3 separate regions of the Homo sapiens genome follow, and regions 2 and 3 are each linked to region 1. Evidence: read pairs that join two places in POLR2A ChIA-PET (ENCODE). Cell type or tissue: GM12878. All regions are shown on one strand. Each heading gives the region's core, and the rest is flanking DNA. Links, peaks and the distances in the headings are about the cores only.

The links. Peaks named below come from ENCODE experiments on the same cell type or tissue, not always from the same donor. Only the 100,000 strongest peaks of a DNase experiment are listed, where the experiment ranks them.
Region 2: POLR2A ChIA-PET joins it to region 1 with 6 read pairs; 3 of 35 experiments call an interaction of 5 or more read pairs at or near these places.
Region 3: POLR2A ChIA-PET joins it to region 1 with 6 read pairs; 4 of 35 experiments call an interaction of 5 or more read pairs at or near these places.

Annotation. Positions count from the first base shown.
Region 1 is chr6:142,815,306-142,825,444 of GRCh38, forward strand. All of the region lies in intron 2 of HIVEP2 (HIVEP zinc finger 2), which reads right to left. Among named protein-coding and RNA genes, the nearest start is that of HIVEP2, 120 kb to the right of the region's middle. RefSeq lists an enhancer at 4,401-4,870. In GM12878, for the core only: no CTCF peak of the experiment used is centred there; DNase peaks (open chromatin) are centred at 4,596, 4,766 and 5,392; H3K4me3 peaks cover 1,426 bases; H3K27ac peaks cover 2,616 bases.
Region 2 is chr6:142,709,198-142,719,336 of GRCh38, forward strand. No RefSeq gene overlaps it. Among named protein-coding and RNA genes, the nearest start is that of HIVEP2, 230 kb to the right of the region's middle. In GM12878, for the core only: no CTCF peak of the experiment used is centred there; no DNase peak of the experiment used is centred there.
Region 3 is chr6:142,902,791-142,912,929 of GRCh38, forward strand. The region is part of intron 1 of HIVEP2 (HIVEP zinc finger 2); the gene reads right to left. Among named protein-coding and RNA genes, the nearest start is that of HIVEP2, 37 kb to the right of the region's middle. RefSeq lists enhancers at 4,547-4,836, 9,234-10,090. In GM12878, for the core only: no CTCF peak of the experiment used is centred there; no DNase peak of the experiment used is centred there; H3K4me3 peaks cover 1,496 bases; H3K27ac peaks cover 1,763 bases.

The DNA of each region.
Region 1 (10,139 bases), core at 2,184-6,183:
TCAATGATGGAGACTGAGGAGTAATCGGGCAAGTAGCAGAGAAACCAGGGGCAATTGGAGTCAAGAAATCCAAGGGAGTAGAATATTTCAAGGAGGAGAAAGTTCAAACACAATAGAAAAGTCACATTAAATGAGAAAATTTTAAATGTCTACTGAAATTGCCAATTGATAGATCATTGAGGCCTTTTACATGAATAATTCCAGGGAGACTGAGATGTTAAAACCAGATTCCATTAAAACAAAAGGTAAAGAACTTGACATTTCTAACATAGATTAATCTTTATGAATTTCAAGCTGGGCATGGTGGCTCAGGAAGCCTAGTCAACTTATTACATTAATATTAATAATGATAACTGTGATCCTCTTAAGTGATTATGGAGTACTCATTATCTGTCAGGCATTGTGCTAAGCGTTTCACATGCATGGTCTTGTTTAATTCTAGATAATTTAGATGACTCCACAAGAGTCTTTCTTGAATCACAAATTGCTAGTCTTCTGCACAAAATATCCAACTTGATTATCTGTACTTTAAGAATAAGAACTGCGTCTTATAATTCCCTTCTTTTGTGCCATCTGGTAAAGTTTTGGGGACATAATAGAAACTCAATATCCTTTAAAACTCTTGATAACATACCAAGTTCTTGCTATACACATAACTTTGTATTGGACAATAGAGAGGATTTTTTTTTACACTACCCAATTCTATACAAATTTGGAACCTTATTGGAGACACAAAGCATGCAGGTGAAAATTTAAATTATAGCTCTAAACATCAATTAAGTGCTACTACATTTATAATAGTAGTACATGAGTGCAGTAAAAAAGAGATTGCTATGAGCTAATGTCATGAAACAAATATTTATGCAGCTGGTAGAAGTTAAATTAGGGCTTGAATATTCTGACAGGCAAAGACAAGGCTTTCCAGGAGGTGGAAATGCCTGAGCAAGGGAATGGTCATGCATCTCACGAGAGCCAAGAGTTCACAGCCAATGATTTATTTAGCAAAATCTTCAACCCTACTGTTCTTTGCCCCCAGTTCAGCCCATTTCCAGAATATATTTTTTCCTTCCTTATATTTCCTTAATTCATCTCTTTGTCTACTTCTCATGGTCACGAGCTCTGTTATCCTATCCTATTTCAACTACGACCACCTCCTCATCACTCAACTCACACTATTAGCACCGCTAAGAATCCACAGTTCTACTTCTGAAGTCGCTTTGGATTTCCTAGCACTCTGCACAACAGGACACATAGACTACCAGATACCATCCCCTGCGTCTGGCATTTCTCGTTCTTCACTCTAACTCACTGCTGTTTTCCCCACACAAATGTGCTCCAAGACCTCCTAAAGCAAACTATACATTGTCCTCTTCCAAGCCTCCCCTGGCTCAAAGTCAATCTTAATGCACAAGGCTCTAAATCATAATTTACAGCTTGGAAACCATTAATCCTGTACAGAAGGAACTGAGTTTACTGCCAATGAGTTGTTCAAATACTAAGATAGATTCTGGTTCTATATGAATTTTTATTTAAGTTCCCTATAAAAATGTTTGTAATAGCACCAGAGGGTGTGTGTGTGTGTGTGTGTGTGTGTACATATACATATACACACAAACACGCTATCTCTCTCTCTCAAAGTGGGGAGGAGTGGGTGTTGAAGAATGACAGCTCCTTGAGGACAGGACACACTTTTGTTCAACTCGACTTGAACTGTATTAGCAAGGGCATGAGAGGACTTAAGAAACAATACAAAATAAGGCAGATAGGTATGTTCTTCAAGCTATCCTTTGATCCTGGATTCTAAAGACTAAAATACAAACTAAGGTTGGAGGGCCCAAATTTTCTTCTCTGAGTCTCAGAGATTAGGTCTATATATTTTAGAAATGTAATAGTACCTTCTTAAAAAATTACTTGGTAATTAACCTGACTGAAAGCTCTGGCTAAAATACTGTGGCTCCAGCTTAGAATACTCTATGGTTGTAGCCAATGCTAGAAAAAACACACTTTCAGTTCTAGGCTCTGTTCTCTCACTAAATTTCACTTTGGCTGTATGCTGATCATTTGATCTCATTTGGAGACGACCAGCAGTCACATATACACCATGAAGTGACAATCACAATGCCAAATCTAAGTTATTTCATTTCAAATAAGCATTGGACTATTATTACTAATTTAATAAGCAGGAAATGCCCATGTGTCTTATGTACTATGCTGGACACAACTTGCATGGAGATAAATATAACATTACTAATAAGTACAAGATCCTCAAAGTTCACACTCTGAGATGTAAATAATGAATGACAGCACAATTTTTAAGAGTAAAGAAATTGACAAGGCAACGGAAGAACACCAAGTAGGAAGTGAAGATAAGAATCTGCCTTGAAGAATTGTAAAATGATGCGCAAGAAAGTGACACTTAAAGTAGATCTTGGCTGGGTAGGATGGCTCACACCTGCAATTCCCAACGCTTTGGGAGGCTGAAGCAGGGGGATAGCCTGAGGTCAGGAGTTCAAGACCAGCCTGGCCAACATCTCTACTAAAAATACAAAAATTAGCTGGGCCTGGTGGCACATGCCTGTAATCCCAGCTACCCGGGAGGCTGAGGCAGGAGAATCACTTGAACCTGGGAGGCGGAGGTTGCAGTGAGCCAAGATCACGCCACTGCACTCCAGCCTGGTCAACAGAGTGAGACTCTGTCTCAAAAAAAAAAAAAACAAGTAAAATAAAAATAAACTAAATCTCAAAGGAGGAAGGAAGGGATGTGTATGAAGCATGTATTATTTGCCAGACACAGGTGACAAATTACCTCATTGTTGCCACCATTTTAGACATGGTGAATCTGAGGCAGGACAACTAAAGTCACCTGCTAGAATGCCACACAGCCAGCTTCAAACACAGCTTTGTATGTTTTGTCCAATGTACAAGCTCCCTTCTAAAGGCAAGGAAGCCTTCTTTAGGTGGAAAAGTGAAATAATCTTTATTGCACTTAAAGTTTCCTAAAAATTACCTCTTACGAAATATTTACTTATAATGATTAACAGTTTATGGTTGTAGCTGTAAGTTTCTATCTGCCCATACAACGCTTTTAAAGCCGGGCACGGTGGCTCACGCCTGTAATCCCAGCACTTTGGGAGGCCAAAGCGGGTGGATCACTTGAGGTCAGGAGTTCAAGACTAGCCTGGGCAACATTATGAAGCTTCGTCTCCACAAAAAATTAGCCAGGCGTGGTGGCATATGCCTGTAATCCCAGCTACTTGGGTGGGTGAGGCCTGGGAATCTCTTGAACCCAGGAGGTGGAGGATGCAGTGAGTCAAGATTGCACAACTGCATTCTAGCCTGGGGGACAGAGTAAAACTCTGTCAAAAAAAAAAAGAAAGAGAGAGAGACAAGAAAGAAAGAAAGAAAGAAAGAAAGAAAAGAAAGAAAGAAAAGAAAGAAAGAAAGAAAGAAAGAAAGAAAGAAAGAAAGAAAGAAAGAAAGAAAGAAAAAGAAAAGAAAAAGAAAAGAAAAAAAAAGCTTTTAAAACCCAGTCCATTAAAAAATGCCCAGGAACCAGGCAAGGTGGGTCAAGCCTGTAATCCCAACACTTTGGGCAGCCGAGACAGGAGGACTGCTTAAAGCCAGGAGTTCAAGATCAGCCAGGGAAATATAGCAAGAACCTGTCAGGAAGGAAGGACAGAAGAAAGGAAAGGAGGGAGGGAGGGAGGGAAAGAAGGGAGGCAGGGAAGAAGGGAGAGAGGGAGGGAGGGCGGGAAGGAGGGAAGGAAGGAAGGAAAAAATTAGCTGGGCATGGTGGTGTGCACCTGTAGTCCCAGCCACTTGGGAGGCTGAGGCAGGAGGGTTGCTTGAGCCCAGGATGCAATGAGCTATGATCACTCCACTGCTCTTCAGGCTGGGCAACAGAGTGAGACCCTGTCTCAAATTTTAAAAAAAGAAAAAAGGGGAAAAAAAGAAAAATGCTTGGGGTTCAAGGTCTATGTAAGAGATATGCAAAACTTCAAAAATGTTGCAAAATGTTGTGTCTATGTGCATTTTCCTGGGGAAAAGAGTCAGGAGCTTTTATGAATCTTAAAGGGGTTTATAAACCTCTACCCCAGAAAAGGCTATGAAGCAAGAATCTACAAACTTCTGCTAAGCTTTTTAATGTTTTCCAAAAGGAAAAATACTTTTGTAAATTTAAGTTTCACATACAAGGAAATCCATTTCATATATAACAGGGAAGAAGATTCATATATTCTACTATAAGGTAACAACTTGATAAGGAGACACCGAAGTGACCCTTTCCCATGTTTCTAATAACTATTCAGGATGTTAACAGTGAAAGGACCATTTAGAAAGCTAATTTCCTTTTCATCATGCTTGTTAAGTGTTTACTTTAATTCACATCCTGTGTGACCCTATGGGAAAATTTTTAACTAATACTGGGGAAAATCCCATAGGGTTACACAGGATGTGAACAGGGCCTGTACTGAACTACCTTCAGCTTGAAAAATAAAATTAGATAGGTGAGTTTCACTTTCTGTTTGTCATAAGTTCCACTTTCTGGCTCCCAAAGCTTAGATCCACAGTACATCCATGTCCGTGCAATAAAATCCCAAGATTCTCACTCTCTGTTAAAGGAAGGATTTCGGCGTGTTGTATAGCAAAATCCTTTCAGCAGAAAAATGCAAATCTGTGGTGCTAATCAAGGAGAGGCGGCTGGAGCACTCCCAAATGCTCCTCCATACCTGGGCTCACACACAGTTCAGCTGCCGTTTTCCATTTCCTGTGGGGAACATACATCATACCACTTCCCCTATAGAAAAAAGAAAGCAGCCCGATTTAATTGCTGATGGAAACATTGTCATACTTTCCACTGGCCAAGCTTGAAACTATTACTGATCTAACCTTCATTAATTTTTCCACAACAATTTGCAGAAATGTCAGGAAGCAGCTGTACGAAGACTGATTAATTGTCCTTATCACCACTACTTTACCAGGCTCGCTCTCTCTTCTCTCTCTCTCTCTCTCTCTCTCTGTATCCTCACCACCTCCCCTCCCTCTCTTCCAGTTTAAAAATATAATTGGGATTTTTCTGTTTTGGTTGGTATTGGTGGTGGTATATCATACTCTGAAATATCCAGATCTATTTTTGATGTCTTTCAATGGCCCAAACATTTTCAGATCTGGAGGAGACCCCATGAAGTTTGGGACAGCATCCACGAAGGAAAAGGTTGCTTCCTGCTGATTACTCAGTTATAGCTGTTTAAACAGACGTTCATGAATTCAAGTCTTACAGCAACACTGCATTTATTAGTCAATCACAGACGCTAAAATTCACTTCCGAAATGTGAATTAGAAAATCAAATGCCCTTTTTCTATTTTTTTTTCACTTTCTTTTCTCCCTCATCATTTTCATTTGAGCTATACCATCTGTCCCAGCCTATCAAATAATGTACTGTGCATGCCTGGCAAAAACAAGTGGAACAGTACACCTCATAACCCCATGTAGGCAACCACTGAGCATCTATAAAAGTGGTACATAACAGAATCTGGCCATCTGGGGATAACTAGTTATAGCAAGCTTAGCTTCTCAGCCAGCACTCAGATTTGCAGACTTTTAACTAGTTGGCAAAGCATCAACCAGTGTTCAAGAAGAGAAACACTAACAAACATTTTTTTTTTCAAAACACAAGAATTCAGATATAAATTTTCAAAGGTGTACTTGCCAATGTTGCTGACAAGAAGGCTTCAAAAGCAAAGATCAAGGCACTGTCATGTCCTTGAAATGGAGCCAGAGTCAATCCAAATCTAGCATTTTGCAGCATTACTAAACTTTTTGGGTATGAACATATTTTTCCTTCCCCATATTGCCTGAATATATACAAGCAAGGGATTAAAGCCGAACAGACTTTGAACCAAATGACATAGTACCTTTCAGAGACAGCTCCAGCAGACTGGGAAGAGTTCCTCCTAGGACTACATTTAAAAAAAAAAAAAATCCAAAGGCTCTTCATCCCAGATACACTCATTCGTAGTCTAACCCCGAACCAAAGAAAGACAGATTGGACAACTATGGCTTAAAGCATTAAAGTAATAACTGGACATGTAGCATAGTGGCCCAGATCATGGACCATGGAGCCAGAATACTTGCTTTCAGTCCCATCTCTGCCACTTGCCAGACATACAAATATTCAGGCAAGTTACCTAACCTCTCCGTGCCTCAGTCTTTTCATCCAGAAAATGGGGATACAAATAATATTGTTAACAGAATTATACAGCATTTAAAAATGGCACGAGGAAGTGAACTCTAAATGCTAGCTGTTAACTGTATATTTTTCTGTTGATATTTCAGGTATCTATTAGCCTAATAGTGAGGAGGAAATAATGTGACACGAGTTCCTAAATTAATTTAACAAAGCCCACTGGGTTGGCTGAAAGATTTCCCCTGATAATACTCACATTGCTTGAAACACCACCACCAAAACTAGGTCAAGCAATCAAGGCTAAATATTCTATTGTTTCTGTTGACTATCCCCTAGCTGTCACAGGACAGCATGCCTTGTGATGCCATGGGACATAGAGGCAGGCATGGCTGGAGATGACCACACCTCACCACCACCTCCAGGCCTGGAAAGCAGGGGTGGGGAGAAAGCCACCACAGACCAGCAAAGTGCAAACAAAGACAGAAGCTGGCTTGGACTTCGTCATAATCAAAGTACTCATCAAAGAAGCCAAAGGCACTCATTCCCTTGGCACTAAGACCAGGGTTGAGGTGCCAGGAGGCCACACAGTGCAGGAAAGACGCTACTTTTAATTCCGGCTCCACCATATGACCTTAAGTAACTCTCACACTCTAAAGCCTTAATCTGCAGTAAAACACAGGATTTCGTCTACATCAGACCTTTTGAGTCTTTTGGCTGCCATGACCTCCTTGGCAGTCTGATGAAGCCTGTGGGCTCATTCTTAGCAGAATGTTTTAAACTACACTGGATTACAAAGGAAACCAATTACCATGAATATAGGTATCTCAAAATAACTTTCAAAGCAAACTTGTTGATAGTAATATACATAATTCTTTATTAATAATTAAAAACAAGATATAGTGCAGGTCTAATATTCACCATAATTCGGAGTAGTCATAATCATAAAGACACTTTGAGATATGAATCACAATGGTAATGTGATATGAAACTGTCTGTGATTTCTATTGGTGACAACATCACTGACACTGCTGAAACTACTGTCATTTGTTGCTTACATGAATAATGAAGGAAGTGCTAAACTTCAGTTAGAGATTAATGAAACAGTTTTTTTCTCAACCAAATTTTCTGAATTCTGTCCATTTGTGGTTAAGAGCCCCAGCCTAGGTAAATAATAAATCCCTTTATAATTCCATTATCTCAGATCAATGATTGCATTGTGTCCCTGGCTCCCTCCACAGAGAAGATTCACAAAGAGAAATAAAGCAATTCCTATTCTTTCCAACTGTGTGGAGAAAAACAGATTTACAGGATAGAAGTGTCTTTCCTCATCCCTCTCCAAGTGAGGGAAGGAACACTTATTGACTTGGAAATGAGTTACCCAAACACTATCAAGCCCTACCAGCCTACAGGCAAATACATAAGAAGTGACATTAACACCAATTAACCACAGCTCCTGTTCCAGCCCCACCTGCTCACACAGGACCTCCAGTCCCCTTAAAAAGTCCCAACTAAGTATATCTAGGATTCCAGCAAGGGAGACTTACAAGAGCCCACAGGCAGTCTGACAGCCAGTCACAACACCATCTGCCATGGCTTCTTTCCTGCACCAGCTCCCCCTAGCGTCCTCAGGAAGGAACCCCTCTGCCGCCTCTGCAGATGGCGCCCTCAGTAAGAATCCTAATGCCCAGTTGCCCCCACAGACAGCAGAGTCCATACTTCCAGGAAAGAGGGGTCCTTGTCATGGGTCCCACACTTTAGAAAGCCTGCATATCACAAACAAGCACAAATAAATTCACTGAAAAATCCACAGCACCTTTATCATAGGCATCCAGATGTCCTGTAACCCTAAACCCCGCGACAACGGTTTAAGCCCCGAGGGAAATGCTTCTCTTGCCCAATCTCTTTGCACCAGTCAAAGAGTGACTGAGTTGGAATGCCCTGAAGGTTCGTGGATTGTGACATTGCAGTGTGGAGTTAGACATCATTTCCAAAGCAGAGAAGATTCAAGCAGCATTAATGCTTAGGTAAAAGAAAAGACTTAAGAGTCATTTCTCTCAGATGGTGTGGACGCAACAGATTCTCGCATAACAAGTGTAACCATGCCAAGCATCCCTTTCCTGGTTTCTCTTCGTGCTCTGATCAGTGGTTCTAGAATCGTTAATAATTAGAGCAGCATTTGGAACAATTGCACATGGCACTTGAAGAGTGTTTCGCAATTAAACAATTCTTATTCTTAAATTTGTAAAGATGTAACCTGTATGAAGCATGATGCCAATTCTTTACATTAGCAACTAAAATGGACACTAAAAACAAACTTGTGAATAGTTTTGCTTCTGTAAAAACAGCTGAGGATTTAATTCAATTTCAAAAAAATATTAAAAAGCTTCAGCAGCATTTAAATAATTTTGAATTTTAAATGTTTTATTCATTCATTTTAATATAGATTTATTTACCTTTCAGTTTTAACATGTGATTTTGGATATTTTGTAAGAAAAATCCTTTTTTTAAATAGCTTAATTTAAAACATTTTTATACTTATTCTAATTTACATATATGATGAAAATATACTAATATTTTGTATATGTTGAATACAATTACATTACATGCTTAAATCCTTTAGGTCCCGAGAATTAGTACATGTTGACACCTTAGTATATATAATTGCTTTTTTGGAGTTCAAAAACTTAAAAAGCAGAGATTTTTAAGAAGCAGTAGAAAATCTGAAAAGAGTCAGTCTGTTTAAATTTTAAAGCTGCAAATAATGAAAGTAAGCAGACTTGTCAAGCATGACCCATATAAAATTCACTAACAGGACATTAGAAATTATTTATTTAATAAAGATTTAATTACTGTTCAAAACAATAAAAATGAGCCAGAAAATTATTCTAGTCAAATCCACAACGTGAACTGGTCAGATGAAATCCCTGCAACTTCATGTTCTGTGCAAATAAAGATTTTATCACTGACCAAATGAAGAATCTTTGTGGGCCTCCATTTGAACTCTTGCCCCAGAGGCCCCATAAATACTGGCAGCAATGACCCTCCCCAGCTGTGTGTTCGTAAGGTCCAAATCAAGCTTGGCTTATAACCAATTCTCCTTCAAGACTGTCACCAAAGCAGTTCCATCAGGTTTTTTGCTTCCACTCTTCTTCAGAATCTCACAAAGTTTATGCCTAATACCTCGTAGCCGTGTAACACAATGGCTCAGATCCAGTCCCAGAGGCTAGGGAGGCAACAGTTACACCCTTAATTGACCAACTTGGAAATCTTCTGCCCCATCTCAGCCAGCTACAAAACCATAGCTGAATACCAGTGAGTGATAACACATCTTAGGGGTGAGGGAGGGGTGGTTCTGCAATTTGAAACCAATAAAGTCCATACATTTATAGTTCACACCTCTGGAGCTGGTAGAAGGCATTTCCCTACCCGACACTAAAATTCAGGTCAAGTAGGAGGAAGAATGGCCACAGAGGCCAGAGAGAATGAAGGAAGATTCAGAAAGTGCCTTTTCACATTTTTGCTCATGATCCATTTCTTAAACTTATTGGACAAATCTTGTAGCAAGTTTTTTTCTTCCTAACAATTTACATGAGCACAATGAACATTTTCCATGGAGCCTGCCCTTCACACTTAGAAGCTTAGAGGAAGGATATTTCCTAGACATCTGGATTAAGGGACTGACTCCCACAGTAATCCATATCAGTATTTGTTTAAAGATCTCTATGGGGTCTTGATTTTCATGTTTTAAATAGAGAAATAATTTTAGAGGTTTTGCAGACACATACTAAAGTCCAATTACACACACACACACACACACACACACATCACATACCCCCAAAAGCACGAGGCTGAGTGGTGAAACAGTGAAGGGTTGAGTTGCTTGCCCAAGCTCTGCAAGCTATTCTATGAAATTCAGAGCAAGAACCTCAGTTTCCTGATGTTTCAACCAATGAC
Region 2 (10,139 bases), core at 3,349-7,348, 100 kb before region 1:
TCTCTCCCTCATCCCACTTTCCACCCTCCAATAGGCCCCAGTGTGTGTTGTTCCACTCTATGTGTCCATGTGTTCTCATTATTTAGATTCCACTTATAAGTGAGAACATGCAGTATTTGGTTTTCTGTTCCTGCATTAGTTTGCTAAGGATAATGGCCTCCAGCTCCATCCATGTCCCTGCAAAGGACATGATCTCATTCTTTTTATGGCTGTATAGTATTCCGTGGTGTATATGTATCACATTTTCTTTATGCAGTCTATCATTGACAGGCACTTGGATTGATTCCATGTCTTTCCTATTGTGAATAGGGCTGCAGTAAGCATATGCATCCATGTGTCTTTACAATCGAATGATTTATATTCCTTTGGGTATATACCCAGTAATAGGGATTGCTCGGTTGAATGATATTTCTGTTTTTAGGTCTTTGAGGAAATGCCACACTGTCTTCTACAATGATTGTACTAATTTACACCCCTACCAACAGTGTATAAGCATTCCTTTTTCTCTACAAACTTGCTGGCATCTCTTATTTTTTGACCTTTTAATAATAGCCTTTTTGACTGGTGTGAGATGGTATCTCATTATGGTTTTGATTTTCATTTTTCCAATAATCAGTGATGTTGAGCTTTTTTAAAAATTTTTTTGTAGAGATGGGGTCTTGCCCTGTTGCCCCAGGCTGGTCTCAAACTCCTGGGCTCCAGCAACCTTCCTGCCACGGCCTCCCGAAGTGCTGGGATTATAGGTGTGAGCTACTGCACCTGGCCTCTGCCATTTCCTTTGTCTCTTTACCAACATTCAGCACAAGGATGTCCTTCATCAAATTATTAAGACTAAGGGTCAAGACAATTGCTAGAAATTAGCCTGAGCTTAACCCAAGTTCGTCTTCTGCCCTGTGCAGCACTACCATGTATCTTATTCATCCCCCTCATTAGCCTACCTACCTCATTCACACCCCATTTAGTGTTTCCACAATGGCTGATGGAAGCCTAATGCAACCAATATCCCAGTAGGAAGTCATTAACTACCATCTCCCCTTTACAACTACTAAGAGAGAGCATACCAAAATAATGGTACACTCCCTGCCACCCCCATTCTATCCAGCACTCAACAGTGAGGATCCTGACACTCGGTCCCCTGGGTACAGAAAACAAACTCACACAGTGTTGCCACTGGAAGGTCAGAGCCCTTCAAATCGTATTCCTACATAATCACCTGTTACTTCTTGGCAGGCCAGCCTTTTCTTGACTTCAATTCAGTTATTTGGGCCCTAACTAAAGTGATCTTCCAAGACTGTTGTTTTGGCCTGAAATCCATTGGGTTTAATTGTTTTTAAGGGTGCTAAACACCATATTAAACAGTGTTGACTGATATCTCACTTATTTGAATAACGCCAGTTATCAATGGTTTCATCACGTGAATGGCACGGATCACTCTGCAGACTATGCAGCCTGATGCATAGGAAGGTTCCAAAAGAAATAGTCTCGAGATGGCTTTTGATTTTATTTAAGAGTATGGTGGGCCAGGCGCGGTGCCTCACGCCTGTAATCCCAGCACTTTGGGAGGCCGTGTAGGGTGGATCACGAGTTCAGGAGTTCAAGACCAGCCTGGCCAACATGGAGAAATGCTGTCTCTACTAAAAATACAAAAATTAGCTGGGCATGGTGGCATGTGCCTGTAATCCCAGCTACTTGGGAGGCTGAGGAAGGAGAATTGCTTGAACCGGGACCTGGGAGGCAGAGGTAGCAGTGAGCCGAGATCACACCACTGCACTCCAGCCTGGGCAACAGAGCAAGACTTTGTCTCAAAAAAAAGAAGAAAAAAAAAAGTATGGCATTGAAAGTCAAACTCTCTCTTTTTTTCCAGTAAAAATAGAGAAATTTTAGGCCTCTTCACTTGGAGTTAGGAGGATCCCAGACATATTAGACCAATATCTAAGATTCAGCAAGCTTAAAGTTAAATATGTCTGTGTTAAGGAAATGGATGTCTAACCCCAAGTCATTTCCTTATTTTTTGAAATCCCCTCTGAATTGGGAATGGGCATTCTTATGGGGTAAAGAAAATCCTATGAAATCTTTTTTGAGACAACAGTATCAATTGATAGCTAAGCAGCTGTCCCTCAGATAAGCATTTAAAATCATGGAAATATCCTGAAGGTCCAGGGGAGATGATGAGACATGCTATGTATCATTGCTATTTATAAAGGATGTATAACTTACTTGGAAGTTACCAGTCTGTGTGGGATATGTGAGACCTGAGGAATGGTTCTTCCAATGGCAGTGAACTTCCATTGATCATGGACTTCCTGAGTAACCAGCTGTCTCAAGCCTGCTTCCTCACAGATCTTTCTCCAGGATGCTATCCCAGAATTCCAGTCATGAAGTCACCACTTTGGGATGTCATCTGCTACAAGTTTTTGAGCCAGCAGACCATTGAGCACCTGCCAGTTGCCAAACTATGGATGGCATAGTGCATTTTACTCCCTGCTGTCCCTAGAAGCAGGCACAATGCATTTCCAAGGGCCTGCTCCAAGAACCCCTCTCTTTGTAGTGAATATGCCTAGTTTCCAAATCCTGATCCCTCCTAGTCTGACCGTATCTGCTACCTCTTGAGCCCAATCAATCAAACTCTGTGTGCCTGTGGATATATGTTCATGTGCACACATATGTTCATGTGTGGATGCATGTAAACTCGGAGAATGATACAGCAGAAAATACCTTAACTAATTAGCCCGTATTTTTTAGATCTTCTTTGTCTTGTCCTAGGGGTCCTACAGAACCCCTTTAAGGGCAGAGTAGCTTTAGGAGGAGAAAATGAGGAAACTCAGAAGATTTCAGGGACCCCAAAGCCCCACAACAATTCAGCTTTCTGACCATCAGTTTTACATGTTGACTTTTACAGAAAGAATGTTTTTGAAGAAAGGGCACTCTCACTTTAAGCAACAAAAAGAAAACAACAATGGTTGAAAACCAGAGATTCTAGTCCAACTCCTTTGTTTTACAAGTAAGAAACTCATGAAGAAATGAAGATTGTCCCACAGTCACATAGCTATTTAGCTACAGTTGGAACTAGAACTGAGGTTGATTGATTCCCCAACTGTACATTTTCTATTCACCACACAACAAGGAGAAAGGGAAAAAAAAACAATACTGGTGTGCTTGTTGCATGCATTAGTGATTAGGATATGTCTCGATGACAACCTAGGATTTAAATGCCAAGTGAGAATGTGGGAGTGGAATTGTTCCATCCTATAATGAGTCCCAAGAAATCTTGAGCAAATGAGAGAGTAAGAAAAGGACTGAAATCTTGAGCCAAAGGAAATTCTTTCTGGATGTGTTTGGTAACCTTCAGCCTACATTTTCACTAGTAAAGAGGCAGCATGAATCCTAAATGGTCCTTGTAAAAAGCTTCCAATCAGAAACATCAAGATGGCAAGTCACCTTATAAGCCAGTAGATTTCAGAGCTTCTTGTATATTTGATATTTGTTAAAAGTGTTCATAGAGTTGTGGCAAGGCTTCTGAACAGAATGCAAACTGCATCTGGTCAAGAAAACTCTAGTGAAGAAAGCTACTAAAGCCAATTGGGATGGTCTTACTGATCAGAATCTTTTGTTCATGCAGATATACATGGACCTACAGAATCATGCTGAAAAGGATTCTCCTAAGCTTTAAATCTGTATTTGGTTTGCAGTATGAATGACTAGGAGCAATACTCAATCATGGATGTGGATTAGAATCACCTGGGGGGCCTTAAAAAATACTGCTGCCCAGACTCAACTGAAAAGAATTAGGAATTTCCGCAGGTGAGAGTTGGACATCAGTATTTTTTTAATGTTCCAAATGATTTTAATATATGACCAAGGTCAAGGACCACTGAGTCAGAGGGTTCTCAAAAGAACCCAAAAGATAAGGAAGGAAGAATGAGAGGGAAAGGAAGATTACTGGGTCCCGATCAACTAAAGTGATGCTCTGTCAGATCACTTTTTGTTGTTTGAAGAGCACCCTTTCTCAGCAAACATAAGTGGTGAGTGACCCACATCACCAACAGAACCGTGCTAGGAGCATGTGGCTGCCATGCTCCAACCCTCAAAGCCTCACTACTCCAGTGGGTCTTGCTCTCGGCGTGAAACAGTCTCCAGAATTCTGCCTGAAAGGTAACCACCCAGCTCTCACTCATGACCCCTGCTTCCACTTCTAGGAGCAGCTAATTTTACCCCCATCTCTCAGGAAGACTTGAACCTCTCACTGAAAAGACACCTATCTTTCACCACCATGAGTATAAAAGAGAATGTTCTCATATGCCATTGTTTTTTATGAGTCCCCAATGGAATCCCTCTTGCTTCTTCTCACAGCCTCTGTCTCCAGGTAAAGAGAAAGGAGACTCTTCTGGTAATGGATATTTCTTCTCAACTGAATCCTTTTTTTTTTTTTTTTTTTTTTCATAAGAGACAGGGTCTCACTCTGTTGCCCGGGCTGGAGTGCAGTCACAGCTCACTGAAGCCTCTACGTCCTGGGCTCAAACAATCCTCCCACTCAGCCTCCTAAGTAGCTGGGACCTACAGGCATATGACACCATACCTAAGTTGTTTGCTTTTTGTAGAGACAGGGTCTCACTATGTTGCCCTGGCTGTTCTCAAACCCTGGCCTCAAGGGATCCTCCCACCTTGGCCTCCCAAAGTGCTGGGATTGCAGGCATGAGCCACCAAGCCCAATCTGAATCCCTTTATAACACTTGAATTTCCAGTAGCCAAAAGAAACTCCAAAGACCTCTGCTAGCTTTGGTGAAAGCTCAAATGCTGCAGTCCCAACCCCCTTTAGGGGATGCTGCTCATCACCTGCCGACAATGTCCAAATCGCCTACCCTTTCAGCAAGCAAGCATTCCCTTCACTTAACTCCTCACAGAGCCCAGCACGTTACAAAAATATGGCAGCCTGGCAGCCTGACTTGGTTGAGAGTGCAATTGCTCAGCCTCCTGGACTGCTTGTGTTCCACAGCCCTGACAGCTGTGAATCTGCCCCTGGGAGGGAGGCCAAAGTTCTGAGGGAGGGAAATTGGAAGTGGATTTATCCTCCTATGAATATCATCACACCCTCAATACCTGTGCGGTTTTGTTTGTTTGTTTGTTTGTTTTTCATTAGCAGGAGCTAACAGAAGGCATATTCTGTGGAGTGTCGGGGAGTGGGGTAGGGGGTGGTAAGGAGCTCCTCTGAGGCAGGTGGGGCAATGAGATGATAATAATTCCAGGAGTCAGAAATTATGAAGTCTGCTCCCAGCTTCATCAGTCATGTGCGTGGGACCAAGGGCAAGTGTCCATTTCCGCATTTCCAAAGCAAAATGGTCTCTAAGGAAAGCACAGTGGGGATGGCATGGCCTTGCCATGCCTGCAGCTGGGGAAATCTCAATAGAAAAACAACTGGGGCACAGCAGAAATTATCTGAGGAGTCAGAAGGCAATATAAGGAAAAGTTAAAAGTACTATCTTCAGTGCTTTAAGAAATGAACAAAGGAATAATTATATTAAGGGAATAGTGTATGAAATTCTTTTCCACAAGAACTGAGGCTACTGAATTTCAGGAAGAAACACAATTCTTAATATTTGGATCAGGCATTGCACATGTAAGAATTGAATGTTCCCATTTCCTGAACATGCAGAGCCTTTGTTCTCCATATGCTACCTCTATGCTCCCTGCACGGGCTTCTCGTCAGAATTATACAGAATGCCCAAATGTTGGAGAACTGGGATGATTTTGCATCTAACAACTTGGCTTCCAATTTGGATCCCCTAGGAAATGAAATTCCAAGGGGAGATTTAGTCTAAATGAAGCCCCCACAGGAAAAGCTTGCAGGGATGCCAGCTCTAGCTTTTCCAAGCTCCCGCAGTAATGCTGAGAACGACAGGCAACCAACCATCAAGAAGAGACAAAGAGCCAAATGTGTTTCGCAGATCTAATCACACTGTGAGCCTGCCGGTGAATGTCTAAAGATGTCCCTGTCAGCACAGGCTGCTCCATCATGGACCCAAGGAAGCCCCATCACTTGGGATCTAAAACTGGCCAAACAGTAGGCTGACACATCTCCTTAGTGGCCTCATTGTTCAGACAGGGAAGCCCACAGTGTGTCCTCATTCTGAAGGTCTTTTCCTTTGCGGGTATCTAAGGATCCGCAGGCTGGGAGCTTCCTGGGATGAACAGAAGGACTGGGTCTGTGCATGTTCACACATCTCATTTCATTCACTCACACTTCAAAAGGCTTCAGCTTATGTTAAAATTTTAGCTCTTTCTTATTCTCAAATCTGTTTTTGAAGCTGCCACAAGTATGCCTGAGTTCCAGGTATAATATATAGCTCTTCACTGCCTCCCACTTCCAAGCCTTGCTACCAAGTATGCCACTCACATTTTCCCCTTTCAACACAAACCTGATGCTTTTCATGCTTTCCTCTGCAAATGATGGATGGTAGCTGAGCTAAATATGGAGACAGGGGTTACAGACACGTTTTGTTCCTGTTAAATGTTCTACTTCTTGTGTTATTGCTTTCTCTGCTTCACATTAACTCACTTCCTTCCTGGTTTCTAAAATGTAGGTGCCTATGATTGGAACCTTGGAGGCTGAGAGAGCGACTTCATATTCTAGATCTATCTTTAGGTCTAAAGAATGCCTCCATTTACCTGTAATTTCCCGTTAGAAGGGAGTCAATCACCTGTCACTTTTGTGGTCTGAGACGAACAAGCTGCCTGAAATTTGGGATACCTGTTGTTTTGTCTTCAACCAATGAAATGAAGAGTAATTATGAAAGTGGCATTTCCGGAAGATTACTGTTCCAAGTTTTCCCATAACTTTTAACAAGCTAAACTTGGGGTCTTGTGAAAATTCATGAATGCTGACAAAAAAGTAGAGGGCTCAGGCTTTGGACATGATCACAACGAACTTAGTCTCCTGTTTCTACCTCTCACAAGCTTGTGACCTTGGGCAAGCTGTTTATACTTTGCTATAGCTGGCATGTTGTCATCCTAACCTCCTGTGGAAATTTGATCCCCAGTGTTGGAGGTGGGACCTAATGGGAGGTGTTTGGGTCATGGGGGCAGATCCCTCATGAATGGATTAATGCCTTCCTGGAGGCGGGGTGAGTGAATTCTCACTATTGATTCCCAGGAGAGCTGGTGGTTAAAAAGAGCTTGGTGCCCTCCACCCCTGCTTCCTCTCTCATTGTGTAATGACTGCACAACTGGGCTCCCCTTAGCCTTATACCATGAGTGGAAGCAGCCTGAAGCTCTCACCAGAAGCAGATGTTGGAGCATGCTTCTTGCACAGCCTGCATCATCGGGAGCTAGATAAACCTCTTTTCTTTGTAAATTACCCAGCCTCAGGTACTCCTTTTTAGCAACACGAAGACACAGTTGGAGATCCTCAGTTTCCCAGTCAAGGTGCCCACATTGCAATTAGGTGTCATATCTCTTTAGTATCCTTTAATAGAGAACGATTCCCATGTATTTTTTAAAATTTTGTTTATTGTTGTCTCTCTTGATGTTGACATTCAGAACAGTTATTTTGGAGACTATCTCACATTTTGAAGTTGTCCTGTTTTTTCCTCATGATTATATTCAGGTTTTCAAAGTGTGGCAAGAATATTACAAAGTTGATGTATGTCTCATTGCATCTCATCGAGTGGCACATAATGCCAATTTGTCCCCTCAGGAGTGATACCAGGTTTGATTACTTGTTTAAGGTGGTTTCTGCCAGATCTCTCCATTCAAAAGGAACTTCTTTTCTTTGTAATTAATAAATAATATTCAGTGGGGTAAAATTTTGAAACTTAATGAATATTCAGCTCCTCAAAAACCTTTCAACCAATAGATTTGGAATCTCTTAGTTATCCTTGTATAAATCATTCATTTATCATTTATCCACTAAGGTTTACAAAATGTTGATTTTTTTTTTTTTTTTTTTTCAGACGGAGTCTCGCTCTGTCACCCAGGCTGGAGTGCAGTGGCACAATCTCGGCTCACAGCAACCTCCACCTCCTGGGTTCAAGCAATTCTCCTGCCTCAGCCTCCCAAGTAGCTGAGATTACAGGCATGCGCCACCATGCCTAGCTAATTTTTGTATTTTTAGTAGAGATGGGGTTTTACCATGTTGGCCAGGCTAGTCTCGAACTCCTGACTTTGTGATCTGCCTGCCTCAGCCTCCCAAAGTGCAGGGATTACAGGCATGAGCCACCACGCCTGGCCACAAAGTGATGATTTTTGAAGTCTATCATTTTTTGTTTCTTCTATACATATTAATTGGCTTTACTTGGTTTTTAAAAAAGCCAACAAACAAAATAAAACTTTTCCTTTCTTTCTCTCTCTCTTTCCTGGTGATATTTTTTAAATCAATGTGCCATTGCCGTGATTATTTTTATTGATGTTTGAATTGCCATAAATGTGGTCAAAGGGGCTTCTGTGAAATTTCAGCTTTATTTTGTTTTGAGTGACTGATTTAGTGTTTACAATATACATAGCTATCTTATCACAGTCTACTTTCAAATAACATTATACTGATTTACAAATTGTTCGTGACCATTATAATAGCACGTATCCATATCTCCCCTCCAGCCCTGTGTGCTATTGTTGTCATGTAATTTTACTTCTATATACTTTTATAAATACAATAATAATTATTTTTGCTTTAAAGTCAACTATTTTTAAAGAAATTAAAATGAGAAAATTTTTCTTATATTTACTCATATTTTTCGTTTTCTAGTACACTTCATTTCTTTGTGTGGATCTAAATGTCTACCTGGTATTTTGCATTTACTTGAAGAACTTTAACATTGTTCTAACACGGGTCTGCTGGTAATGAATTCTCTGTCTCCCTCTCTTTTTTTTGATACAGGGTCTCACTCTGTCTCCCAGGCTGGATTTTGATGTGATCTTGGCTCACTGCAGCCTTGACCTCCTGAGCTCAAGCAATCCTTCTACCTCAGCCTCCTGAGTAGCTGGGACTACAGGCACACACCACCATGCCCTGCTAATATTTGTAGAGGCAAGGTTTCTCCATGTTGCGCAGACTGGCCTTGAACTCCTGAGCTCAATCCTGCCTTGGCCTCCCAAAGTGCTGGGATTACAGGTGTGTCACCGCAACTGGTCTGGGTTTTCATTTTTAAAAGCAATTTTGTCACGCTTCATTTTTAGAAGACATTTTTGCTGGTTATAGAATTTTAGATCCATATTTTTTCTTTCAGTACTTAAAAAATGTCACTGTTTTTGGCTTGCACAATTTCTCACAATAAGTCCACTGCCATTCTTACATTTGTTTCTCTGTTAATAATATGTTTTACTTTTTAGTTGCTTTAAACATCTTTTTTCTTTAGCATTAGTTTCAATAATGGGAATGTACTATGCTTTAGTGTAGCTTTATTTAGATTTATTTTGTTTGGGTTCTTTGAACGTCTCACATCTGTGGGTTTATAGGTAAATTTGTTTGTTTGAATCAAATTTGGAAGATTTTTTTGCCATTATTTCCTCATATTTTTTTCTAGCTTCTTCTTTCCCTTCTTGTAATAGAAGTAATTGCATGTATATTATACTGCTTGCCACTGTCAAATAGCTCATGGAACTTTATTGTTATTTTTGTATTTGTTTTGTTGGATTTTGCTGTTGCTGTTGTCCTTAGTTTTCTTCTTTTCCTCTTCTCCTGGTCCTCTTCTCTTCTGTCATTTTCTTCTCCTTCTTTAGTCATTTTTCTCTGTGATTCATGGGTTAGTTTCTACTTCTATGTCTTCATATAACCTTTGAGTCTACAGTGCCTAGTCTGCTGTTAATAGCATCTAGTGCACTTTTTATTTCAGATATTGTATTTTTCATCTTTAATATTTCTGTTTGGGTCTTTTTGTATCTTCTGTTTCTCTCCTTATTATATTCATGTTTTCCTTTGTCTTCTGGTGCATACCAAGCATATTTATAGTAGTGTTTTTAATGTCTTTGTCTGCCAATTTCATCATCTCAGTCATTTTGGGGTGAATTTCTATAGATTGATTTTTCTCCTAGACATGGGCTATATTGTACTACTTCTTTGCATGACTAGCTATTTTTGGTTTAATGTTGGACACTGAGGTTTGAGCTTTTCAGTGCTGTATTTTGTTGTATTTCTTTGAATATTATTG
Region 3 (10,139 bases), core at 2,701-6,700, 88 kb after region 1:
TCTGAGCACCCTAGCCAGATGCCCCTTACTGCTTGTGGACAGGCATTCCCCAGCCTCTTGGCTGGGTGACAGCAACCACAGCAGCCCACAAGACGGGTGGAGAACCAATGAGTAAAATGATAAACATTTGTGATGAAACAGGATGTTGGAGACAGGGGGGTGAGGAGACAAAATATCTCAACGCTGAACTACTAACGCTACTTTGGAACTCCTAACAGTGTTCCCTTGTTGTAAAACTAGGAGCAGTAAACCGATATTTTTCTCTGGTGTTTTCTCCTTTATTATAATTAATTTCAGAATTACTGCTAAACAACACACCATTACCCAGGCACAGAACTTAAGACTGAGCTAACTGAACCACAAGCACTATACCCCCATAAATATTGTAAATGTTCATTGGAGACACTTAAACAATTATGTGAAAATAAAATGTTTTCTGGACACAGAACACAACATTTTCAATAGTTCAGCCCTTGCTGTTGATTGAATGTACACTTTAAACCACCATTTCCCTTCTTATCTATGCCAGTTAGTAAGCATAAATTTAAGAAACTCTGAAATAAACATAGTACTTCACTTATACAGTGTCCTGGACTTGGACTTCACTTTGATGGACTCTCAGTATGTAAGTAAATATCTCTTAAGTTGAAATTCTATTGAAACTATTCCCTGATTTCTGTACTTGGAGTACAATCATTTTGTTTTAATTGCTATGTATTGAAGAATCCACAAAATATTAATGTTATAACTATGTTATAATACTAATGCATTATGCATTCCTGCTCGACCCCATAAATTAATGTACCAGTACCATATATGCATATATACCAGTACAAAATTGCAGAAAAAAAATGACTCCGGTGGTTCCCATTAATTCACACACTAATTCTGATATCAAGGTTAACAAAACAAAACAAAAAGGTGAAATCACCACTATGGTGGTGCTCTCTTGGACTCCTTTTTAAAGAGTGTTATCAACAAGGATGTCTTCTTAGAGTCTACGATACTCATTTCTCTCATCCATTTCATTCTTGCTTTATTGCTAATGATTGCACCAAAACAAAGCAAATGATTGCACCAAAGCAAAAAAAAAAAAATTCCATCTTAGTAGCAATTTGATACTTTAAATAAATCTCTGAAAACCTTTTCCACCAGAAGTGTCCTAACAGTGACAGATCATTTTGCACTATATACACAGAGATGGAACACAGCTATGCACTGAGGAATATGGAGGGGGCAGGAAGTGACTGAGATGCAGCAAGCTCACTTACCTCAGACTAAACACAAAACTTCATAGCAATATTAAACCCAAATTTCCAGTCATTTTTAGACTTAAAAACCCAATTCAGCCTGTCTGAATTTCAACTCGTATTTGGCAAGTACCTCCAAATGAAAAAGTGGGAAATTACAAAGATGAATTTGAGGACACACATTCTACTTTTGTTCCCCACTTGTCACACTTATCCTCCCCAAATATTATTTACCCATCTGTTTTATACATTTACCTTTAAAAATCATTTCCGGAAAAATTAGTAATTAACATTTTGAAAACAATGCTAGAGTAAAAAGGTTACAGTGTCACATATACTTTCCTTTAACAATGTAAATTACATAGTTCCTTGTAAAGCTGTTGTTCATGTTGAACAACAGGACCTCAAACTTGAAAAGGCAAAATTAAGCCTATGAGAAAACACAGTAGGTGCAGTATCAGAGGTGAATGTGACATTTCATTCCAAGCACTATTGCACACACACAACTGATAAATTTCCTACCAGTACACTCAAGTCTAAATCATAATTCAATATGGATATTAGTCCATACTCTTTCTGAATGAAAATAAGGCAACCCAATGAAACTGATGACATGATCAAAAAAAGATAAACAGCCCTTTTTACCCTTTAAAAGAACAAAGGAACATAAGAATATTTCTATTAATACTGATATTTTAAAGCATAACACCATAACCTATATTACTCAGCAAGATCAGTTTATTATCCATTTGTTTTCATTTATCCCGAAGATCATTCTTAGTCTTTCTACTTGTATCAGTTCAATTTGTTATCCTCACACTATTATTATCAGTTAAGTAACCCTGGGTAAACTGTGGTTTTCATATCTATTGACCTGGGATAACACAGGCTGATATGTCATTAGCATAAGCTTGTCCTAACAAGTATGACTCCTCTCCTTTTAAGATTTGTTAAAACCGACTTAATTATATTTTCTTAACTATCTTGATGATTTGGGTTGCCCACTTACTTTATAATATTTTGGATATTACAATTTATCTTTTTAAACTAAGGGAAAACAACCTTTCATTCACTTTTTAAATCCTTCCTCCATTGTATGAAATATTGGAAGACATATTGAATTCCCATCTCTAAATAAGAGTTAAGAAAGATACTGCTCAACCATCTACCAATAAACTATTACCAGATAACTTAGGTTATTTTAAAATAATTATAAGATCAATTAAACCAATATAAAGAAAATCTTGAAATGCACTATAAATTCCAAAAGTGCATCCTGTTTACACAATAAGATCTGAGCCTCAGAAAAAGAAAACCAACAAGGCATGATTTAGGTAATCAATACGGGGGCCCACTAAAATGATTTCTGCAAACGACCGGTGAGTTGAGCTCACATTTAAAAATGTACTATTACTTACATTTTAAAAGCAAGACACTGGAAAGTAGTGTTACAAATGCTCAAAAGCTCATGGAAAAAAATAATTTCCAAACATGGAGTGTTTTTCAAGTGTTTAATAAATATAAGTATTTTTGTTTTTAAAACCTGAGGTTAAATACAATTCTTAATTTACTAGCCAGATTCACTGTACTCAGAAATTCCTGCATATAGTTTTCATTTACTGTCTAATTTATCAATCTATAAATCTACATTTAATCTGAAAAAATTATATGACATAATAGACCCTTTAACTATTAATGGTTCAAACTGTTAATTCCCCCCACCATGGTCATGGTTTTAGAATATACAAGTCCGTAAGAATCCAAGCCACTTGACAGTAGACCAAGAAGCAACATAAAAAATGATAATCAGTCCGGGCGTGGTGGCTCACGCCTATAATCCTAGCCCTTTGGGAGGCCGAGGCGGGGGCGGACCACTGGAAGTCAGGAGTTCGAGACCAACCTGGCCAACGTGGCAAAACCCCATCTCTACTAAAAACACAAAAATTAGCTGGGCGTGGTGGCACATGCCTGTAATCCCAGCTACTTGGGAGGCTGAGGCAGGAGAACTGCTTTAACCCGGGAGGTGGAGGTTGCAGTAAGCTGAGATGGCACCATTGCACTCCAGCCTAGTTGACAGAGTGAGACTCTGTCTCAAAAAAAAATTAATAATAACAATAATCAGAGAACAACACTATCTTTATCACTGTAATTTTTAAATAACTTTGAAGGCATTCATGAAAAACTAACCAGAAACAGATAATCTAGATTAGGTAAAGCTAATATCATTTAAATGTGCAAAATAACAAAACGAGAATTAAATCACATTGAGAAATAGTAGAACCAAGTAGATATAAGGTAACAAGAATTAATATTTAAAATATATAAAAAGCTCATAGAAACTTACTTTTCAAAAAATAACTAAGAAATAAATTAGAAAAGATATGCCAAGTCAATCCAGACAAAGAAATGTAACAAATAAAGAAACCTCTTTAATTATTATTAAAATGCAAACCAAAACAACAATGCAGTCAAAATTTTTACTTTGGCACAATCATGATAAAAATGGGAAGCAATTTGAAAATGAGGACCATGTATGATAAAAAATATTCATTCCCTTTGAAAAACAACCCCAAAAGAAAAAAAAATGAATATTCAGCAATAAGGGGATTTTTAGAAAATTGTCACCATTAAATTAGATCAAAAATATGCAGCCATTAAAATCAGAATATGGTAATATGCAAAATGAAAGTGTTTATAAAAATGATTTTGAAAGTAAGGATTGTATCAATATCATGATTATAACTATTTCAAGTGTATGAATGTGGGCAAAGATCAAAGAATATACAAGGAAAAATTCTAAAAATCAAGTTGATACATTATAAAAGCCTATAAGATAGTTATGCATCTTTTCTTTATTGGTGATATAATATTGCTTTTGTGATAAATTAAAAACTTGACAAAAACAAATAAATTACAGCAAGCTAGTCAGCTCCAAAATTAAATCTCCCAAATGCATCAACCAGTACCTACCATAAAACAATGACTGTTCCACAGGAGAGTTCACCAATGGCCAGATCTCTGTAACCAAAGCAAGACCTACATCTTACATGAAATGAAACTGTGAATGGTCCGTAGCATATTCATACTCTTTAAGCTATTAATCCATGCCCAAGTGCTTAAAAAGTTTACTATCTAGCATATGATGTTGGAGATTGTTCATTTCTATCCTTGTGATTGTACTACATCCATTATTTCTATGGGAGTTCAGTATACACTACCAAATCACATTGTTTGAATACAGGCAATTCTCAACTTACAACCACCTGACGAAAACCAAAAATAAAACCAGCTGCTGCTTTCCCCGGGTTGTCGCCTTCTAGCACTACCAGTAGTCTTACTGTTACCCCTAGAGAGTCTCAGCTGTTGTGAAGAAATCTAAAACTTTTTAGAGAATTTGGGGGAAGAAAGGGTCAAAGCAATAAAACAGTACCAGATAGTGAATATACACAAAGCACACAAAGCCATTGCTTACCCTGAGTCGTACTCAGTAAAGGTTTGATGAATGAATGAATAAATTTCCTTTTCACCTCTGTAATTTGAGCCCCACTACTTTGCCTCTACCCTACTCCAGCAGCCTGTTAACAAGCCTCCTTTTGGGGCTCTCGATTCATGGAGCTGGAGCTCAAGAAGGGAGTGAAACCCCATAAACAAACAGCTGTGATCAACAGGCTGTCCACTGGGCAATTCAACAGAGAGGACCTGCGCTCAGGACCAATCCAAAAACGTCTGTTCTTGTGACCTCCCCTAGAGCATCGGTATGATGTATACTCCAATTGTACTTTGATGGCCTTAAAGGAGCAGAACCACTTTAAACATATCTAAAGTCTAATAACTTTTCGATTTATTTCACCCCATGTATTTCTAACTAATCTTTCATCTTCTGAAATTTCAAGCCACTCCATTACTCAAAAATCTTCCTCAGCTCTCTCTTACCAACTGAATTACAGAAAATCAAAGAAACTCAAAGTTTGAGAGGTCTGAAAGGACTTTTAGCACAACAACCTAAAGAACAGGGCAAAACAACTTCACTCTTTCATTCAAGTTCCATCACAACATGGTCCAGGCCTTCCTACTTATGATTCTCAGATCCTAACCTTGTATATTTCCCATCTCCTGACTTTCACTCATGCCACCATTTATATCATACTCTATTTGAATGGTGCCCTCACGATTTTACAAAATCCAACTCTTGGGCAGCCATATGTGGTGTTCCTACTTTCACTTGTAACATATGTCCATCTTCCAACCCATCGCTGCTTCTAAAGATGTTAACCAATCCTCAAGGTCCACATTTTCCAGAAAAACCTTTCCTGGTTCATGCAATTGGTCTTTTTCTCTGAACTTTCATTTCATCTGGTTTATGCCTGTTTTTTGCATATTCTGTCTTTTCCAGTAAAATGAGTTAGTCATGCTTGCCATTAACAATATTAGATTGCATTCTCTCTGAGAACATGATGTAGGGTTCACATTTATTTCTATATAGTTTCTAGCCCATTGCCAAAATCAGAACAGGTACTCAAATAATTGTTGGCTGGGACCTTTGATTGGTAAGAAAATACAGATGACTTTGGAACTAGAAAAATTTAAAGGAGTGATTTAGACTGGAATGGACTATAGCAATCAAAGACCAAGAACTAAATTTGGATAACTTGGTGCCTTCAGGTTGACTGGGTTGAGAAGGGTGCTAAGTGGTAGGATGTCACTGTCAAAAACATACTTTTCCCTATTTCAAAATTTTGCCTTAGACCAAATATGTACCTATGGAAAAAGACTTCCTCTCATCTTTTCCTCCACTCTGTAAGATACCACCTCTCAAAAAAAAAAAAAAAAAAAAAAATTCTGAATTCTACACAACGAATTAAAAACACAGTTTTGAAACAAAGTACAAAGGAACCAAGCATAATTTAACCTGTTTTGTAGAATATCAAAAATAACTTTCCTTTTTTAATTAACAATAGTCTATTAAAGGGCAGATTTTAGGGATACAAATCTGAAACACTTGAAGAGCAGGTGTATCATTTTAGAGGTATCTAAACGTTATTGTCTCTACTATATGGAGCCTGTGTGTCTGCCTAACACATAACATGCATTTTCTTAATTAGAATGCATGCTGAAATACCTATTTTAATAAATATATCATGACCCAAGGAAATCATTATGATCTATTAAAGAACAATTAACTATAAAAGCATTAGCTATACAGAAAGAGATAGCTTCAAATTGGTATACACAGATTTCTACTATCTATAGACAAAAATCTATCTGAACATTTTTCAAGACCTTAAAAGATGCTGTGTTTACATAGCAATGGTATAGTATACATTGGCAGATGATTCAAAATATTTTAGTATATATCTACATATATGAGTATTTATAATCTGAAAATTAAATCCCATGATTTTAAGACAATTTAAATATAAACTAGGCAGGGGAGAGTGCAGCAGTGTTAGAGAGGAGGTCACTGAGGAATGAATGAATATATATTAAGCATGTTTAATAAGGCTTTATACACCAACATTTTTTGAGATTACATATATCTAAAATGCAAAAAAACCAACTGCCTCTGTTTTTAATCAGAAATATCTCAGGGTCATTATCATAAACATAGATCACCATAGCAAACCTACTCATTTATTTATTTCCATTTACTAGGAAAATACTTAGGGAGCCTCTTCTATGAGTCAAGTACAACATTAAGTCCTGGAGATAACAGTATCATATGGGGCAGGCATGGTCTCAGCCCTAGTAGAACTTAGATTCTGAGTAGAAAGATCAAAAAATAGCTACTGTAAATTGGGGGAAACACAGTAACAGCTTCTGAAGCTACTGAGATGCTTACATTTGCTTACCCCTGCACTCTTGTTTCCTCCAGTGGCCTATATTTTGATCTTTAAGATCTTGCTTCTGATTTTTATAGTTTATCTATTTCCTTCTTCACTTTCAGGCTGTCAGTGATTACATTTGCAGTCAACATGCCATCCTTTACCAGTGACAATGTTTGACTTCCATATACTGCTCCTAATCTCTAGCCAATCAGATCATCAAGCCTATTAAAACTAAGCCTAAAATAAGGACAAACAAGCTCTGAGTGAAGGCTGAATAGGTATTTTCTACCATTGCAGTTTGATAAAATCATTTCATGCATTATCCGTTTCTTTCTGATGAGATATTTCTATTACCCAACTGACCATGCCACCCATTTAAGAAGATAATTTAAAGAAATGTTTTACCAACAAAATTTCCCACTCTTCTCTCATTCTCTTCTAAAATAAACAAAACAGGCCAGGCATGGTGGCTTGCGCCTGTAATCCCAGCACTTTGGGAGGCTGAGGCAGGCAGATCACGAGGTCAAGAGATTGAGACCATCCTGGCCAACATGGTGAAACCCCATCTCTACTAAAAAACACAAAAATTAGCTGGGTGTGGTGGCGCATGCCTGTAGTCCCAGCTATATGAGAGGCTGAGGCAGGAGAATTGTTTGAACCCGGCAGGCAGAGGTTGCAGTGAGCCAAGATTGTGCCACTGCAATCCAGCCTGGTGACACAGCGAGACTACGTCTCAAAAAATAAAAATAAAGATAAACAAAACAAAACAACAACAACAACAACAAACCTACACTTCTGCTTAGAAGCAAGATCCCTACTGCCAGAAAAGTCTTCTTTAAGTACAGTCCATAGAAATGGTATCTTAATATATAAACCACTGTTTCTCAAAGAGTAGTTCTCAGATCACCGGCAGCAGAATTACCTAATTTACCTCTTAACATTAAGGTTCCCTGTGCCTCACCTCAGACCTAGTGAATCACATGCGTAGAGCATGGGGGCCTGAATTTTTTAACGCTCCTTGAAAGACCATCGTGCATGATACAGCTTGAATCCACTGATCTAAATAACCAAAGAGTACACATTGAAAATGTCAGTCTGAGCCCTAAAGACTCAAGTCCTCTATTTTACTACCAGTCTGCAAAATTTAATGAATGCCACCCTCTGCAATGCACTGGATAAAATTAAGTTTAAAAAGTTCAAGACAATAAAGTTTAAAGGTCACCTCTACCCAGAGAGTTTCCACTTTAATATGGAAGACAAAGCACAAACACATTAAAAAAAAAAAAAAAAAAAAACTTAAAAATAAGCACAAACAACATTTCAGGGGAGCCCAGTGAATAGAGGACAAACGTGCTGAGAGGGGCAGAGCCTAGGACTGAACAGAATACAGTTGGGATTCAGAAAGGAAGAATTCTAAAACAAGTTTGGGGCAGAATTTAAACATAGCAATTTTCAAGTGGGTCTCTAAAAAGGTGTGATGATTGCCATAGGGCATTTAAGATCAAGGAGAAAATATGTATAATCATATCTCTTGGTACCATAGTCAACACAGAAAGAGAAGTGTCCTGCAGGCTTATTAAAAAGATGAGATATTGGTTTGGGAAAACCTCCCTGAAAAGAAGGTTTTATAAACATATATTATCTTTTGAGGCAGACAGAGGAGGTATTGTTATCCCCAGATTTACAGACGAGGAGACTAAGAATCATCTGAGACCCTTTTTTGCAGGGTTCTTATTATAGGACAAAGCTGGTCCTTTCCTTCCATCAGGGACTCTTTGCTCAGCCTGACACTGCTCCCAGGAGAAGGATCATTAATTCACTGTCTCAGAAATGAGACAACAAGCCATTCAAAAACATATTTCTCCCTCTGTCCAGTTCAAGAAACAATCAGGGGAAATGTGTGTGAGTGTTTGTGTGTCTGTGATGCGTATGTGTGCATGATATGTGTGCATGCATGTAGATCTATGCATGAGTGTGTGTGTCGAGGGTATCACTGACTAATTTAACTGACCGCTCATCATTTCATAATTAATGAGTTACTGTATTTTAGTGTCTAATGGATGTTTCAGTGCTAGTACTTATGGCTAATGATACTGAAAAGCAAAAGCCAATCAAAGTCTCTGACTTTGTGATTTGATTTGTGATCAAGATAATTATCTGAAATCTCCATACTGGGTTAGTGACAGCAGGTTTCCTCTGGCTGTGCTATCCAGTATGGTAGGCACTAGCCATATGTGGCTGCTTAGGTTTAAATATAAAATTAGCATTAAATAAAATTTAAAAATTAGTTCCTCAGCTGCACGGCCACATTTCAAGTACCCCAAAGCCACTTGTGTTTAGTGGCTACCATATTGGCCAATGCAGTTCAATTGGAGAGCACTGCTCCAGAGTGTCAGTCTTTCTGAAAAGACAACTTCAGGCCTCAGTGTATACAACCATTGTTATTTACATCTAGTTCCAAACACATGCTAATAACAGTGATCGAACTTTTGTCCCTCCCACTAAGGCTTCTCAAGCCCCTCTAGTAGAATTCATATATTTCTCCTCAGAAATCCCTTCCCCCTTCTCCTCATCACACCTCTCTTCTCGTGGCTGTTTTCATCCTGGCTTGATAGCTACGTGCACATCCATCTCCTCTACAGTCAGCTTCTCAAGGCCAGTGGGTCATGTTCAGTTACCAGTAATGGTCCATGGCCTTTTAGGAACCGCGTCGCACAGCACCAGGTGAGTGGTGGGCAAGCGAGCATTACTGCCTGAGCTCCACCTCCTATCAGAGCAGCGGTAGCATTAGATTCTCATAGGAGCGTGAAACCGACTGTGAACCGCGCATGCGAGGGATCTAGGTTGCATGCTCCTTATGACAATCTAATGTCTGATGATCTGAGGTGGAACTGTTTCATCCGGAAACCATCCACCATCCCCACACCATGGAAAAATTCTCCTCCATGAAACTGGTTCCTGGTGCCAAAAAGGTTGGAGACTGTGAGTTTAAAGAATGGTAAGGTTTTGTGATCATTCCTACGAGGTAGATGCTTAGGTGGAATTATTGCTTGTGCTGCACATT